Linked DNA regions of Homo sapiens: region 2 is linked to region 1. A link is an interaction called in ENCODE POLR2A ChIA-PET data of the cell type or tissue named here. Cell type or tissue: PC-3. All regions are shown on one strand. Links, peaks and the distances in the headings refer to the core of each region. The heading gives the core; the rest is flanking DNA.

Region 1 (8,346 bases), core at 285-8,284:
TTTGTCAATTAGACCATAACATAGTTAAAAAAAAAGAGAGAGAGCATATGGAAAAGTAGGGAGGGAAATGAATACAGCAGAAAAGATTGATTAAACTAAAACTGAGTTCTTGAAAAAGACTAATAAAATTCTTAAACCTATTGCATGATTGACCAAGAACAAAAAGACAAAAAACAAAGAAATAATGATAGCAATAAAATCGGGACATAACTAGGTATCTATACAGAATTACAATGGAAGGAAATACTATAGTCACATTTTACAAAAATGAAAACTTAGGTAAAATTCAGTTTTTCAGAAAAAATATATTTCACAATATAGACTCAAAAAATTAAATAGATTTCTTTTTTTAAATAGATTTCTAGAAATACAAAGTAAAATGCAGGAAGAAGAAGAAGGAAAGAAGGAAGGAAGAAGGGAAGGAAGGAAGGAAGTAATCAAAAACTGGAAGAGAACAAGGATGCTGATTCTTAGTATTACTACTGTGTATTCAGTGCAGTAAGATGGCAAAAAAAATATGAGATACAAATACAGAATAGAAAGATTTGAAGGAAGAAATGATTTAATTTGTTGTTAGATTAATAATATATACTTATTAATTACAAAAAATAGTAAGTAAGCAGTGGAGAAGTCAGACAAAACCTTCCACATGTCATCAAAATAAACATTGCTAAGGGGCAAAAGATTATCACATGTGTCTTTAAGAAACATACATCACTTATGCAACGTTCTAGGAAAAATATCTAAAATCTAAATCTAAATGTAAGAAAAACATCAGACAAACTCGAATTGAGTTATACTCTGTAAAATACCTGTCCTTTATTCTTCAAACATGCCAATGGCATGAACAACAAACAATTGCCATAGAATTGTTTGTTGTTGTTCATGATTTTGAACTGGATTCTATACTGGAAAAATCATTGCTGTAAAGGAAAAATTATTGATGTAAGAGACAAAACTAGAATATAGATTATAGTTTAAATAAAAGTGTATTATAAATATTCAGTTTCCTGCATTTTATAACTGAACTGTAAATGTCTAAAAGTACGTATATCATTTTTCTTAAGAAATACACATTGAGGCCAGGTGTGGTGACTCACGCCTGTAATCCCAGCGCTTTGGGAGGCTGAGACAGAGGGAACACTTGAGCCCTGGAGTTTGAGACTAGCCTGGCCTATATGGCAAAACCCTGTCTCTACAAAAAAACACAAAAATTAGCTGGGCATCATGGTGCGTGCCTGCAGTCTCAGCTCCCAGCTACTTGGGAGGCTGAGATGGGAGGATCACTTGAGCCCAGGATAGGGAGGTTGCAGTGAGCCAAGATTGCCCCACTGCACTCCAGCCTGGGCGACAGACAGAATGAGATTCTGTCTCAAAAAATAAAATATATATATTGAATTTTTATGGCATGAAGGTACATAATGTATACAATTCACTGCCAAATGGTTCCGTGAAATTTTGCCATTGTGTCTATGTATCTAGAAATGGATAAAGATGATAAAATAAACATGATCATGTTTGAAATTGTCAATTCCAGATTGTATGGGAGTTCTTTTTAATATTCTTGCAACTTTTATATAATTTTGAAATTTTCTATAAGTTTGAATTTTTAAAAAACTAAAAAAGATAAAATATACAGTAACTACACAAGGACCAAGGAATAAGTCTAACAAGGGAGATACACAAACTTTTGGGAAGTAAATTATAAACCTTTATTAAAGACGTGAAATAGAATTTAGAAAATGGAGGAATATACCTTGTTTGTGGATAAAAAGTTATCCACAAACTTAACAAAACTTAAATATATACATATATATATACACACATATATATACACATATATATATACACACACACACACACATACACACAGTACTAGGAGAGAATCCAAACAAAGCATGATAGCTTCACTGAGTTGAAGAAACAGTGATTGGAGTTCAGTTAGTCTAAAGTCACTGGAATTGCAAAAAGTATTGGAAAAGAGTGAGCAAGGCAGGGAAAGAGCACCATAGCATTCACTGGAGTCTTCGGCTGAACACCAAGCTATGCATGGTTAGAGTATGGATCCGTGAGACTAGGCACAAAACTATAGGGGAAAGAACATCTACTAGGAAACTAAAACTGAACACTCACTAGAGCTTGCACAGGGCAGAGGAATAATTGGCATCTGACCAGGCAGAATGTAGAAAGCTCGTTAAACACCAAAGGCATTCAAAAGTGCACTCAGAAAGGTCAAGAATTAACAGTAGGGCTGAAGTATCTAGCATAGGGAACTATAAACCTGCCCTGACAGAATGCTTTTTTTTTGTAAAGCATTTAAAAATGCTTTTTTAAAATGCTTTAAAAAAATGCTTTTTTTCAAAAGCATTTAAAGAATCCAGCTGATCCGAAAGAAACTTAACCGCCTGTTAAAACAAAACTCAGTTCTCTTAAAAGAAAAATATCCTGACCTCAGTAATGTGATATTCACATTGCACAGTGTTAAAAAAAAAAAACCCAAATGTGAAGAAACAGGAAACTAGGACTCATAATCAGAAGAAAATCAATGAATAAAAATGGGCCCAGAAATGACAGAGATAATGCAATTGACAGACAAGGACTTGAAAACAACTATTATATAAAGATTTTTAAAGGAAAGCATAAAAATAATAAAAGCAAAGTAGAATAAAAATTAATATCATGGAATTCAAGGAAGTTGATGCATACAAGAATGAAGAGATGAATAAAGATCCTACAGGAAATGTGAACACATTGAGTCAAGGTGGATGGCAACACTGAAAATGAGAAGCATTTTTCTAAACCGGAACAAAATGAGATAGAATGGATGACAATGCCATCTCACACCAGTTAGAATGGCAATCATTAAAAAGTCAGGAAACAACAGATGCTGGAGAGGATGTGGAGAAATAGGAATGCTTTTACACTGTTGGTGAAAGTGTAAATTACTTCAACCATTGTGGAAGACAGTCTTGCAATTCCTCAAGGATCTAGAACCAGAAATACCATTTGACCCAGCAATCCCATTACTGGGTATATACCCAAAGGATTATAAATCATTCTACTATAAAGACACAGGAACACGTATGTTTATTGCGGCAGTATTCACAATAGCAAAGACTTGGAACCAACCCAAATGCCCATCAGTGATTGACTGGATAAAGAAACTGTGGCACATGTACACCACAGAATACTATGCAGCAATAAAAAAGGATGAGTTCATGTTCTTTGCAGTGACGTGGATGAAGCTGGAAACCATCATTCTCAGCAAACTATCACAGGGACAGAAAACCAAACACTGCATGTTCTCACTCATAAACAGGAGTTGAACAATGAGAACACATGGACACAGGGAGGGGAATATCACACATGGGGGCCTGTAGCGGGGTGGGGGGCTAGGGGAGGGATAGCATTAGGAGAAATACCTAATGTAGATGATGGGTTGATGGGTGCAGCAAGCCACCATGGCACGTGTATACCTATGTAACAAACCTGCACGTTCTGCATATGCACCTGAGAACTTAAAGTATATATATATATACACACACACATATATGTATATACATATATGTATATATATATGGATGGTAATGCAAAAAAAAACAGTAATTGCATCTAAGAAATAGCAAAAGCTTTCCTATCAAATGGCCTTGTTGAGTATGAAAGTTTCATGGGAAAATCAGAAAAAGTCAGTAGGAATTAAGAGAAATAAAATGATGCAAGAAAGTGGAAGCAAATTATACGACAAAACTAAAATATATATATATATATATGTATAAGATGATTTTGAAGATCAAAGCTATATTAAATGTATTAATTAGTAGAAAAAGCTAACATATTACATGACTTTTGCCATCATAGTTTTAAGACTAGGAGGCCAATATGATACAAGGTTAGTCAATAACCAAAAAAAAAAGTAGGGTGTTAGTTAAACCAAGCTACATAGAAAGATCTCAAGATAGAAACGACATAATTGAATAATAGAAAGCCATCAACTTTCTAGAGATCATAAAAATGGCAGAGTTGATTCAAGAGAACTTGGGGAATGGCAACTGGAGAGATGACTGTGTCAGAGAGACCACAACCCTTCAGAAGAAGGTGCGAATCAGGGCCTGGTCCTGCATGCAGGTGATTGAATTAGAAATGAAACAAGACTGAATTAAAGTAAGGATATAATGGAGCTGATAAGAGAAAGGTGTGTGTGTGCATGCGTGTACTCTGTGATGGGATAGACACAAGTACAGAAACCTTCAAGGAATTTTGAGGATCTTTCTGTTGATTGGTTGACAAGGAATGTCATACATTCAGTCACATGCTGCTCTTTTGGGAGGATGGCATGTTAGGAGGCCCTTACTGAGGCATGAGATATATAAGCTCTCATATTTGCTTTAAAAAGGTATCTGGGTGTTATGGTAACAGGAAAAACACACTAGCCCAAACCACATTCCTCTAGCCTGCCATACTTGTACACCAACTCTATAAAAGACCTTTAGCTTAACGTTTTGTTTTCTGTTAAAATTTTAAAAATTCTTGAAAGGAGTATTCACCTAAACTGATCCTTCATTTGTTTTGTGGAGCTGATGAATTTATCGAATCTTTTTTTCTGACAGTAATTTGAATAAAAAGAAAGGAGGAAAATACTAGGTCATAGAGAAGTTCCAGTAAGAAGAAAATACTGCATCAAAGAAGAAGCTAGGAATACAGAATTCATTATTTAACTGAGCTCACTTCTGCCTGCCACACCTTGTACATACCTGGGCCGTACAACTCTGAAATGAGGTGTGGCCCAGTGTTCCAGGATGAGTCCAGGCAGAGACTTTTCCTGAACCCCTGTCAAATTTGCTGCTCAAAAAGCTTGAGTTTAAGCCAAATCCAATAAAAGGAAAGATTTCACTCACTATGTGGTAAGCTTGGTTTTCCTGATTTCTCAGCGAGATTGTCTACAGAAGATCTAATGGAAAAAAACGTTGTTATATATAATCTCTGGGTGTGCCTGAGACTGGGGGCAGGGTGGGAAAGTGAAGAAAAAGGGTGCATGCTATTTGATTATCTGTATCCAGGTAGTTAATCCCTTTCTTTGAATAAGTCAAAATGATTTGACAGCCATTATTTAAAAATAGGTTCTGTCTTAGAACTTAAAAACAGATGAAAGTACATTTCCTATTTTCCTGCTTGAATATATAGGTATCTACTGTTTATTCTTTATTTTTTTAATATCTATGTGTGCTTTTTTAAATGTATAACTAAAGCAACAAAATTTTAAGAATCTCTGTTTTGTCATTGTTCACGTAACAGTGAGAGACAGAGACCAAGTGTCAGGAGAATCTTGTCCTTCAGTGGTTACTCAGGATTCTGATGCTCACGCTATGCTTACAGGGGCAGGGTAATAGCCTTTTCACTGCAGTCTAGCCCTAGGCCTTTGAAATGCTACCATCCCAGCGAGATTAAAAAAGGACTGCTTAAAGATGGTTAGATGTTGGGAGTATGTGGTATGTAATTCTACCGTTCATTGATTTTGACAAAGCATTTTAACTACCTACATAAACTGTGTCCAAAATAACCACTTACTGTGTTATTGCAATGTTTGCATTGCCAACTTCATGAACAGAGTTTCTAAAATTATGTGACTTTATATAGATAATAGTCTACTGATGCAGTAATCTATGACATTCAAGATTTGTAATTAATGCCACATATCTACAACTATCTGATCTTTGACAAACCTGACAAAAACAAGAAATGGGGAAAAGATTTCCTGTTTAATAAATGGTGCTGGGAAAACTGGCTAGCCATATGTAGAAAGCTGAAACTGGATCCCTTCCTTACACCTTATACAAAAATTAATTCAAGATGGATTAAAGACTTAAATGTTAGACCGAAAACCATAAAAACCCTAGAAGAAAACCCAGGCAATACCATTCAAAACATAGGCATGGGCAAGGACTTCATGTCTAAAACACCAAAAACAATGGCAACAAAAGCCAAAATTGACAAATGGGATCTAATTAAACTAAAGAGCTTCTGCACAGCAAAAGAAACTATCATCAGAGTGAACAGGCAACCTATAGAATGGGAGAAAATTTTTGCAATCTACCCATCTGACAAACGGCTAATATCCAGAATCTACAATGAACTCAAACAAATTTACAAGAAAAAAACAAACAACCCCATCAACAAGTGGGTGAAGGATATGAACAGACACTTCTCAAAAGAAGACATTTATGCGGCCAAAAGACACATGAAAAAATGCTCATCATCACTGGCCATCAGAGAAATGCAAATCAAAACCACAATGAGATACCATCTCACACCAGTTAGAATGGCGATCATTAAAAAGTCAGGAAACAACAGGTGCTGGAGAGGATGTGGAGAAATAGGAACACTTTTACACTGTTGGTGGGACTGTAAACTAGTTCAACCAAGTCAGTGTGGCGATTCTTCAGGGATCTAGAACTAGAAATACCATTTGACCCAGCCATCCCATTACTGGGTATATACCCAAAGGATTATAAATCACGTTGCTATAAAGACACATGCACATGTATGTTTATTGCAGCACTATTCACAATAGCAAAGACTTGGAACCAACCCAAATGTCCAACAACGATAGACTGGATTAAGAAAATGTGGCACATATACACCATGGAATACTATGCAGCCATAAATAATGATGAGTTCATGTCCTTTGTAGGGACATGATTGAAGCTGGAAATCATCATTCTCAGCAAACTATCGCAAGGACAAAAAACCAAACACCGCATGTTCTCACTCATAGGTGGGAATTGAACAATGAGAACACATGGACACAGGAAGGGGAACATCACACACTGGGGCCTGTTGTGGGACGGGGGGATGGGGGAAGGATAGCATTAGGAGATATACCTAATGTTAAATTACGAGTTAATGGGTGCAGCACACCAACATAGCACATGTATACATATGTAACTAACCTGCACGTTGTGCACATGTACCCTAAAATTTAAAGTATAATAATAAAAAAAAAAAACTGAAAAAAAAAAAAGAAAATGGCAAGGCCTTGCTCCAAAATCCTCAAGGCCTCCGCTAAGACTCACCTATGGGAACCTGCCAAAGGCTCCAAACAGCATCCCTATCTGCCAGTGATACCTCAAACCATTGGATCTCCTGGGTCATATGGCCCAAGTGGCAGAGCAGCTTGCACAGCAGCCTGGACCTGTTGCAGAGCCTTCTCCTGTTCTGGACCCCACTCAAAACTGAGAGCCTTTTGGGTCACCTGATAAATGGGCTACAGTAACACACCCAAATGAGGAATGTGTTGCTTCCAACATCCAAACAGGCCCACTAGGCATTGTTTCTCCTTCTTGGTTGTAGGAGAGGCCAAATGCAACAACTTATCCTTCAGCTTAGAAGGAATATCTCTACATGCCCCACACCACTGGACCCCTAGAAATTTTACTGAGGTAGAAGTTTCCTGAATTTTAGTCAGATTTATTTCCCATCCTCTGGCATGCAAACATCTCACCAAAAAGTCCAGTGTGTTTGCTACTTCTTGCTCACTGGGTCCAATAAGCATAATGTCATCCATGTAATGGACCAGTGTGATATCTTGTGGAAGTGAAAAGTTATCTAGATCTCTCCAAATAAGATTACGTCACAAAGCCAGATAACTGATATACCCCTGAGGTAGGATTGTAAAGGCATATTGCTGTCCTTGCCAGCTGAAGGCAAATTGCTTCTGGTGGGCCTTATAGACAAGAATGGAGAAAAAGGCATTTGCCAAATCAATGGCTGCATACCAGGTACCAAGAGATGTGTTAATTTGCTCAAGCAATGAAACCACATCTGGTACAGCAGCCACAGTTGGAGTCACCACTTGGTGAAGCTTATGATAATCCACTGCCATTCTCCAAGATCCATCTGTCTTCTGCACAGGCCATATGGGAGGGTTGAACAGAGATGTGGTGGGAATCACCACCCCTGCGTCTTTCAAGTCCTTGATGGTGGCACTAATCTCCACAATCCCTCCAGGGATGCAATATTGTTTTTAATTTACTATTTTTCTAGGTAGAGGCAGCTCTAATGGCTTCCATTTGGCCTTTCCCACCATAATAGCCCTCATCCTACAAGTCAGGGAGCCAATGTGGGCGTTCTGCCAGCTGCTAAATATGTCTATGCAAATTATACATTCTGCCACTGGGGAAATGACCACAGTATGATTCCAGAGACTTACTGGACCCACTGTAAGTTGCACCTGAGCTAAAACTCCATTAATTACCTGACCTCCATAAGCCCCTACTTTAACTGGAGGACCACAGTGACGTTTTGGGTCCCCTGGAATCAAAGTCAGCTCAGAGCCAGTGTCCAGTAGTC
Region 2 (8,346 bases), core at 41-8,040, 80 kb before region 1:
CAATCCAGTAAATACTGTGATATTTCATCTAAAAATATTTCAATTTTAGTGACGACTAATGGATTTGGGCCTCTCTTCATGTTCTTGTTTGTGTCATCTTCCCTTTCTGTATTTCTAGTTCTTATAATTTGCCAGTTTCTTAAAAATAGAGATTGATACTTTATTATTTTTATTGTTTTATTGATTTGCAGAATTTTCTTTTATGTTCTAGATAGCAACTTAGTATCAGTTTTACACCTGTTGTTATTGTCCCACAGTTCTTGGATATTCCGTTTCTCTCTCTCTTTTTTCTTTTTATTGTCTTTGCTTTTCACTCTGAGAAGTTTCTACTGATGTATCTTCAAACTTACTGGTTCTTTCTTCACCTGTGTCTGGTCTACCGATGAGCCTATCAAAGGCATTCTTCATTCCTGTCATCATGTGTTTAATTTCTAGTATTTCCTTTTTATTCTTTCTTAGCATTTTCATCTCTATGCTTACCTTACGCATTTGTTCTAGCAGGTTGTCTACTTTTTCCATTTGCTCTTAGCATATTAATCATAGTTATTTTTATTCCTGGTCTGACAATTCCCAAATGTCTGTCATGTTTGAGTCTGGTTCTGATGCTTGCTTTGTTTCTTCAGACTGAGTTTTTTGCCTTTTAGCACGCTGTGTAATTTTTAGTTGAGAGCTAGAAATGATGTATTAGGTAAAAGGAACTGAGGTACATAGGTTTTTAGTGTCTTCATGGCTAGGAGTTAGGCTGTGTTTACTCTTTAAGTAGCTATAGATGTCAGAGGCCAAAATTTCCTCTAGCATCCATGTCTTTGTCTCCCCTGTTGTCTTGGGTTTCTCTAAAGACTTCTTAAGTAGAGTCTAGCCTTGCAGCTCCTCCATTGTCATCCCTGCTGTTATGCAGGAACCCATTGCTGTGGTAGGAGAGTGTGCAGTGGAAGAGAATAATTCCACATACCTGTCATCAAGTCTCAGTTTCTCAATGAGCCTGTGTCCCTGGACTGCGATCTTCACAAGTGCTTCTCAACTTTTTCTCTTCCTGAAGGCAGACAGAAGGGCTAGAGGGATATGGTGTTTAGCATTTTCCTCTTCTCAGTTTGAAGGCTAGACAAGGCTGGAATTGTTTGTGGTTTTATTTTCCCACCCCACATTAGTTAGGTACTGGCAAAACCCAGGTGGTTTGGGCTTTGTCAAGATGGTTTTTCTTGCAGGAGGTCTTTGTGAAGGAGCACAGAATGCTCTGGGTGGGTTTCAACTCAGTTCGTTTTCCCTCCTCTGCCAGAGCATGAGGGGACATTTTTCTACCTTCACCCTGATAACCTGGTGGGGCTTCTAGGGGCAAAAGCAAGCCTAGGTCCCCAGGAGATCCTGTCACTCAAGCTAGTCCACACTCAAGCTCCATATGCTAGCTGTAGGCTGCAGTGACAGCTTCTGCTCCCAGGAAGCTGTGATTCTCTGTATCTGCCTGGTTGTCTCTTCAATTTTCAATGTGGCAATTTGTCCTGTTACCTCAATTCTCTTATGGAGCTAAGAAAAGTTGTTGATTTTCCATTTGTTTAGCTTTTTTCTCATTCTGAAGACAGAAGGGATGATGTTCAACATCTTTATATGTTGGACCAGACACTGGAAATTGCATATCACTTTTAGAGATCATAGATATCTTTTTTCATCCTGTCATGTTTCAGTTACCCACAATTGTGCTTTATTGAACAGAAACCTTTAACTTGGATGCCATAATATTATCTGTTGTTTTGCCTTTGTGTTTGTTCTTTCAAATATTTTTCAAGAAGACTTTCCCTGTCCCTAGGTAAAAAGATGCTCTCCTATTTTTTTTCTATTACTTTGTAATTTTACCTTTCACAACTGGAGCTGTAATACATCTGGAATCCACCTTTTCATCTGGTATTCAATTTTGATTTGCCCCCCATAGCGAGCCAGTTTTCCCAATGGAATCTATGAAACAGTCCTTTCTTGCCCATTTGATTTATGGTATATTAAGTTCCCACTTACACCTCCTCCTCTCTTCTGGGTCTATTCAGTTCCATTGGCCTACTTGTCTGTTCTCTTGCCAATGCTGCAGTGTTTTGATACTATGTCAATAGCTGGTAGGAAATATTCCTCCTCTTTTTTTCTTTATTTTGACTGTGTTATTCAGAAATGTACTTTTGAAGTAAATTACGTCTGGGTTTATCTCTGTGCCTTGTTTCTCCTATCTTAAATAAAAAAGGAGCACTGAGATTCGTTTAAGACAATCTTTCCAACAAGCACATGCTTTCCTTTGTGTATAAAGACCCAGCTGTTACTGCAGCATGGGTAGGACCTGCAGTTCAGGCTGTTTTTGCGGCAGCCCCATGGTGAGCCCGTCACTCCTGAGCCAGGGCTGTGCACTCGGGACAGAGATGGCTGAGGTGACTGATAGCAAGGAGAGGGATCTTCTGTTGAGGATGACTTCTTGGATTCTTTGGCATCATTCTTTGCAAATAAGCTAGGCAGCCTAAAAAGCCTCTACTTTTGGAGGCCATCTAATGTAACTAGTGTATCTTTTAGGTAAAAACACTGAGGTCCTGCAATGCATGGTTATTCCCCAAGATCTCACAGCTTCCTTATGACAGACCAAGAATCAGACCTTCTCATTGATTCTTAGTTTATTGCTTCAACCACCCACTGTACCATATGGCGTCCTTCAGTGAACAGGGAAGGTGGAAGTTCAAGTGCTAAATTCTGAGAAATGTCTACAGATAAGTGTGCTGTTCATTTTGTTTCCAGTGGATGAACGGGAGTGTGATGCATGCTTCAAGTGAACCGTCAAACATGAAATCAAGACCTGACTTCCAGTCACAAGTTGGAATTTCTTTTCTTGTTTACTGACAACTTTAGGCATCTTGGGTTTCAGTATTTCAGTAAAATAAGGTAGATTTCAAGGCCTACTGCAAATATTTTGAGGACAGCAAAACTGTGACAGCAGGAAAAGGACCAAATTAGAAGCTGCAGTGACCTCGCTGCCCTACTATTGACAAATGACTAATTGATTCTGTACACACAGCTGCTAGAACCAAAGCGTGGACACAAGGCTAGCCGCATTGTTAACATAAACCGTGTATCATTAAGAGTTAATATGTGGTTTCCTTTAAACAAAGAGGCTACTCCAGATGACAGAGATATTCATCAAATGGTAGCCGTAATGGAAAAGACAGGATATCATGTTGCTTTCTATTAAGGAAAATAATTACCTAGAAATAACAGCACATCAAGACAATATATATTTTATTTACTATAAATAATATCATTAGACTATTTTTTAATGTCTTATGGTCCATCTACCCTAAGAAAATTGCCATTTATGCTTTTCAGTTTCTCTTTGTTTACATGAATACATATTTTACACAGTTGTAATCTTAGTTTACATACTACTTTAAATTCTTCTTTCCAAGCTCAGACGATATTATTAGCAACTATATTGCTTGGTGATTTATTTTATTTATTTATTTATTTATTTTGAGACAGAGTCTTGCTCTGTTGCCCAGGCTGGAGTGCAATGGTGTGATCTCGGCTCACTGCAACCTCCACCTCCTGAGTTCAAGTAATTCTCCTGCCTAAGCCTCCTGAGTAGCTGGCACTACAGGCGTGTACCACCTTGCCTGGCTAATTTTTGTATTTTTAGTAAAGGCAAGGTTTCATCATGTTGGCCAAGCTGGTCTCAAACTCCTGACCTCAGGTGATCCACCCACCTTGGCCTCCCAGCATGCTGGGATTACAGGTGTGAGCCACTGCGCCCTGCTGCTTGGTGATTTAATTTAGAATTATTGTGTGTGTTTGAATGTTACTTGCAGTGTGGCAAGAAAATTCTTTTGTAACTTTACTAGAACTGACCAGTACCACAGACTGGACCACACAGCTGATTTTAGCCTGGGCAAAGAGGTCTTGGTCTTAATCCAACATGGACAGACTCAGGAAGTCACTCTCCCCGGCTCTGTTCAAGTGGCACAGAGGGGCCCAGGGCTCTGCCCGACGATGTACAGAAAAAGTCTTGGTCTTGAGGAATCTTCCCTTTATAGGCAGACAGCATTTCAAGTAATCTGTGTGAAATCAGTGCATTTCTCTTTCTTCATTCGGATGAAGTGACACTAAGCAGGAAAGTCTTTCAGGTTTGTGCAATCTGTAGAGAGCAGGCTGGTGATTCTTACCCGGTCTCAAGCTATTTGATGAGAAGGGTCTTCAAATTTGATCCTAATATTAAGGATGTGGTAGAAACTCTGTATCAAAATCTTTATTACAGCATTATTTATAATAATGAAGAATTAGAAATAAATATCCAACCATACAGAACATATTGTTTATTAAAATGATGATATTTTAAGAAGCTATATAAAAGGTTGTTTTTAAATGCAAATAATGACATAAAGAAATATTTATGTTGAACAAGAAAAGATATTGGAATGCAAAATCCCATCTAAACAATGATCCTAGATACATTACAAATTTTTATCAGGGAATAAGTGGTTGATGTGTTTGTGCTATGTATATCTATGTGTATATGCACATAAAAATAATTCCCAGAAAATATCTGAATTTTCACATCTGTATTGCAAATTTATGGGCTATTTAAATACATTTTTCTATATAAGCTTATAAAATTCAAGATTGACTATAGTTGGTATGTATTACTTTTAGAACTAGGATTTTTTAAAAAGGTATTTAAAAATACCTAAATCATTTTTTGCTGCTAAAGGTGAATAGAGTAAGTGCAAGACACTGCTAATATCAGCAGGATCCAGCTTCTCTCAATAGCCCCACGGTAGAGGCAAGTTCCATCAAACCAGCCACTGCACAAAGCAGTTATGACTACCGACCAACTAAGGGACTAGCGTGTTTAACGTACCTTATGTAGGAACTTACTTATGTAGGATTGTAGAATCACATCACCAGGCCTAGGCATGAGTATGAACGGAGGCTCACATAATATACATTTAAATGTTTTATAGTTTTAAACCAAACTAACTCTTAAATAAGGTGTGTTTCATTCTCCTGTCTTGACAAGTGTACCTCCTTAATTATCTGAAAGCTGAGTACAATTTAGAGTTTGAGAATTCCTCAGAAGCCTAAGACTGCATGGGAATTGGCAGCACAGCAGAACTGGGCTGTGGCCTCCCTCCTCTTGTCCCAGCCCGTGCCCTCATAGTCAGGCCTGGTGTGCACCTATGAGGTCAACATGGCCTTCAGTTCCAAACTCTGTTCTCACCTCCGTGAGTGACCACCCCTTGGTGATCCCTACCCCTAAGGTGTCACACTGTTGCGGAAAAGCCTGTGATAGACCCCTCCAGGCCCCTGGAAGTGGGTTCCTGGGTACCCAGGCCCTGGATTCCTAGAGCATGCTCCAGAGAGAAGGCAGGTACCTCTTCCCAATGTGGAGAAATGCTAGTAGGAGGCCAGAGCCAAGTGTGGCTCAGTATATCAGCCATCTTGGTAAATGTTTCATATGTGCTTAATAAGAATGCCTAATCTGTTGTTGATGGAGTATTCACTTATATCGATTAGGTCAAGTTGGTTGATCATATTGTTCAGGTCTTTTCTGCCCTTATTCATTTTCTATCTACTTGCTGTAACAATTGCTGAAAGAAGAGTCACCAGGCATAATTATGATTTTGTTATTTGTCCTTTCAGTTCTATCTGGTTTTGCTTTACATATTTTGAAGATCTGTTGTTCAGTGCATACATAGTTAGGTTTGTTATATCTTCTTTGTAAATTAAACTTTTTGCCGTTATGTAATATCCCTCTTTATCCCTGATAAAGGTTCTTGCTCTGAAGTATTAAACATAGTTGGGGCTCATTTTTTAAGTCAAATCTGACAACCTAATTTTAATTAGCATGTTTAGACTATTTTAATTTAATGTAATTATTGATGTGTTTGAAAGTATACTTTATTATTTCTCTTCCATTTTTTATTTTTTCACTCCTTTTCCCAATTACTTTTTTTTTTTTTTGCTTTTATTTTTAATTTACACTTTGGATTTGGGTCTGTACATCATTTTATTTTAGTTGTTCTAGGGATTGCATTATAAACAGCTAACATTTCACAGTCTAATCAGTTCTGGAGATGGTGTTCTTTGACTTTATCCTACTAGGGATTAGCTGGGCTTCTCGAGCCTATAAATTTATGTAATTCATTAACTTTCAGAAGTTTTAAACATATTTCTTTAAATAGTTTTTTGCACCAATCTCTTTCTCCTCTCATCTGGGACTCCAAAGACATAAATGTTAGTTCTTCTGATATGATACCATAGGTGTCTGGAGCACAACCCAAGGCTGCTGGCTTGGATTTTTAAAAATCCTTTTTAAAAGGGATTTTAAAAATTCCTTTCTCTCTGCATTCTTCAGATTGGTAATTTCTACAATATGCTGTCAAGTTCACCAATTATTTTCCTTTTTAAAATTCCATTCTGCTAATAAAATAGTTCTTTAATTTCAGATATTATATTTTTTAGTTGTAAAATTTTTACTTTGTTCCTTTTCATAATTTTTTTTCTGGTCAAGTAATATTACTTTGTATTCTAAACATTTTCAAAATTATAGTGTCTAGACCGAATCCTGTTAATATCCTCTGGAGAATGTTAATTATTTGTTTTCACAGACAATTCACCTAGTTGTATTTAGACTGAAAGTTCTTTCTCACCTTCTTTGATATTGGTTTAGTTTTCAATGTTGCTGCTATACTCCTTGGCTCTGTCTTGCACAGGTACAGTTCAGGAATGAGTCTGGGCTCTGCCCCACCTAGTACACAGAATTAGATGACTCCCTTCTCCAGCTCTCTCCTATCTGAGATTTGCTCACAGGAACCCCTTTCCCGGTCCTCTCAACAGAAAGCTCTGGTTTCCCTCAGAACTTTAGCTGCTAAATACATTAAAGAAGTCAGTGTGAAAGCAGAATTATAAATCTCAGGTAGGAAGTCCCCAGTAAGTAGGTTGCTGTGGTTTGAATGTGTCCCCCAAAAAGCATGTGTTGGAAAATTAATCCCTAATGCAACAGTGTGGGGAGGTGGGGCCTGATGAGAGGTGATTAGGCCATGAGGGTTCCACTTCATGAGTGGATTAATGCTCTCATTGCAGGAGCTGGTTCATTATAAAGGGGCAAGTTCAGCGCCTTCACTCTCATGCGTGCATAGGCTCTTGCCTTTCCACTGTGGGATGACACAGCAAGAAGGCCCTCACAAGATGCTAGCCCCTTGATCTTGGACTTCTTAGCTTCTAGAACCATAAGACATAAATTCATGTTTATTATTAATTGGTTACTCTCAGATATTTTGTTACAGTATCACAAAATGGACTAAGACATAGATCTTTTACTAAGTACTTTCTTCTCCAATTCATTGCACAGATCTCTTCTTTCCTGACAAGGCTCACTCTCCAGGTATTAAAATTTATTTTTTTCTCCCTCTGTAACCTAAATACTATCTCCTGCTTCTCTTTTAAGACCAGTCAAGCATCATCTCTTGTAGAGTAACTCTCTCAGGAAGTATTCTCCAGAGCCTTGTCTCCAGCTCCCTAAGCATGATGCCTCAGTACCCTCGACTTCTACACATATCCATTTGTTTTGTCTAAATTGCAACCTGGTGCAGTTTAGATATGCTCCATTTGATGGATTTGTGGATTTTAAAATCTGCTTTTAACTCTATTAACTGTCACAAATGGATAAGTGACTTATAGACACTCCTGAAAAGAAAATTAATATTGAGGAGAATACTAATAAAGAACACAAACAGTTACAAAATGACAAGACTGCTCTTGCCAGGACAAATTTTCATCAAGCGCATTAACAATGAAATACACCCTGAATAGTTTTCCCCTAAGTGATGTCAAGGCATTATTCATCACATTTTATAAGACACTTTAAAACTAGGCATCCAGAATGAAGATAAATCTTTTCTATTTGTTTTTCAACAAAGTTTAATTCAAAGGTAATTCAATCCAGTAGTTTGAAAAATTTCACTTAGCTATGATAATGATTTAGAAGTCTCATTTTAAGTTTTTTATTTAATAATAAAAGACAAAATGACACATATTCAGGTTTAATGTTTATTCTTACCACTGCAGTGAAAAAGATAGTTAAAATGATAAATGATGATTATAATACAATAAGCCAAAAGCTTATCTTTGTCAACAAATATATGTAGAAAACAGAAAATATTGCTGAAAATATGAAGTAATAAGTATTAGAACAAACAAATTCTAGGAATTTTATTGTGCAGTAGTGCTGATGTTTTGACATATATCAGGTTTATGATATTTACTGGATTCTTTTCAAAAATACAGTAAATTAAGAACTTCTTGTGAGTCATAAAGATGACTGAAAAAAGA

What was found. Peaks named below come from ENCODE experiments on the same cell type or tissue, not always from the same donor. Only the 100,000 strongest peaks of a DNase experiment are listed, where the experiment ranks them.
Region 2: POLR2A ChIA-PET joins it to region 1 with 6 read pairs; 2 of 35 experiments call an interaction of 5 or more read pairs at or near these places.

The regions. Positions count from the first base shown.
Region 1 is chr7:54,942,103-54,950,448 of GRCh38, forward strand. No RefSeq gene overlaps it. Among named protein-coding and RNA genes, the nearest start is that of EGFR, 73 kb to the right of the region's middle. In PC-3, for the core only: no CTCF peak of the experiment used is centred there; a DNase peak (open chromatin) is centred at 4,799; H3K4me3 peaks cover 254 bases; H3K27ac peaks cover 1,997 bases.
Region 2 is chr7:54,861,890-54,870,235 of GRCh38, forward strand. No RefSeq gene overlaps it. Among named protein-coding and RNA genes, the nearest start is that of SEC61G-DT, 110 kb to the left of the region's middle. In PC-3, for the core only: no CTCF peak of the experiment used is centred there; a DNase peak (open chromatin) is centred at 3,042.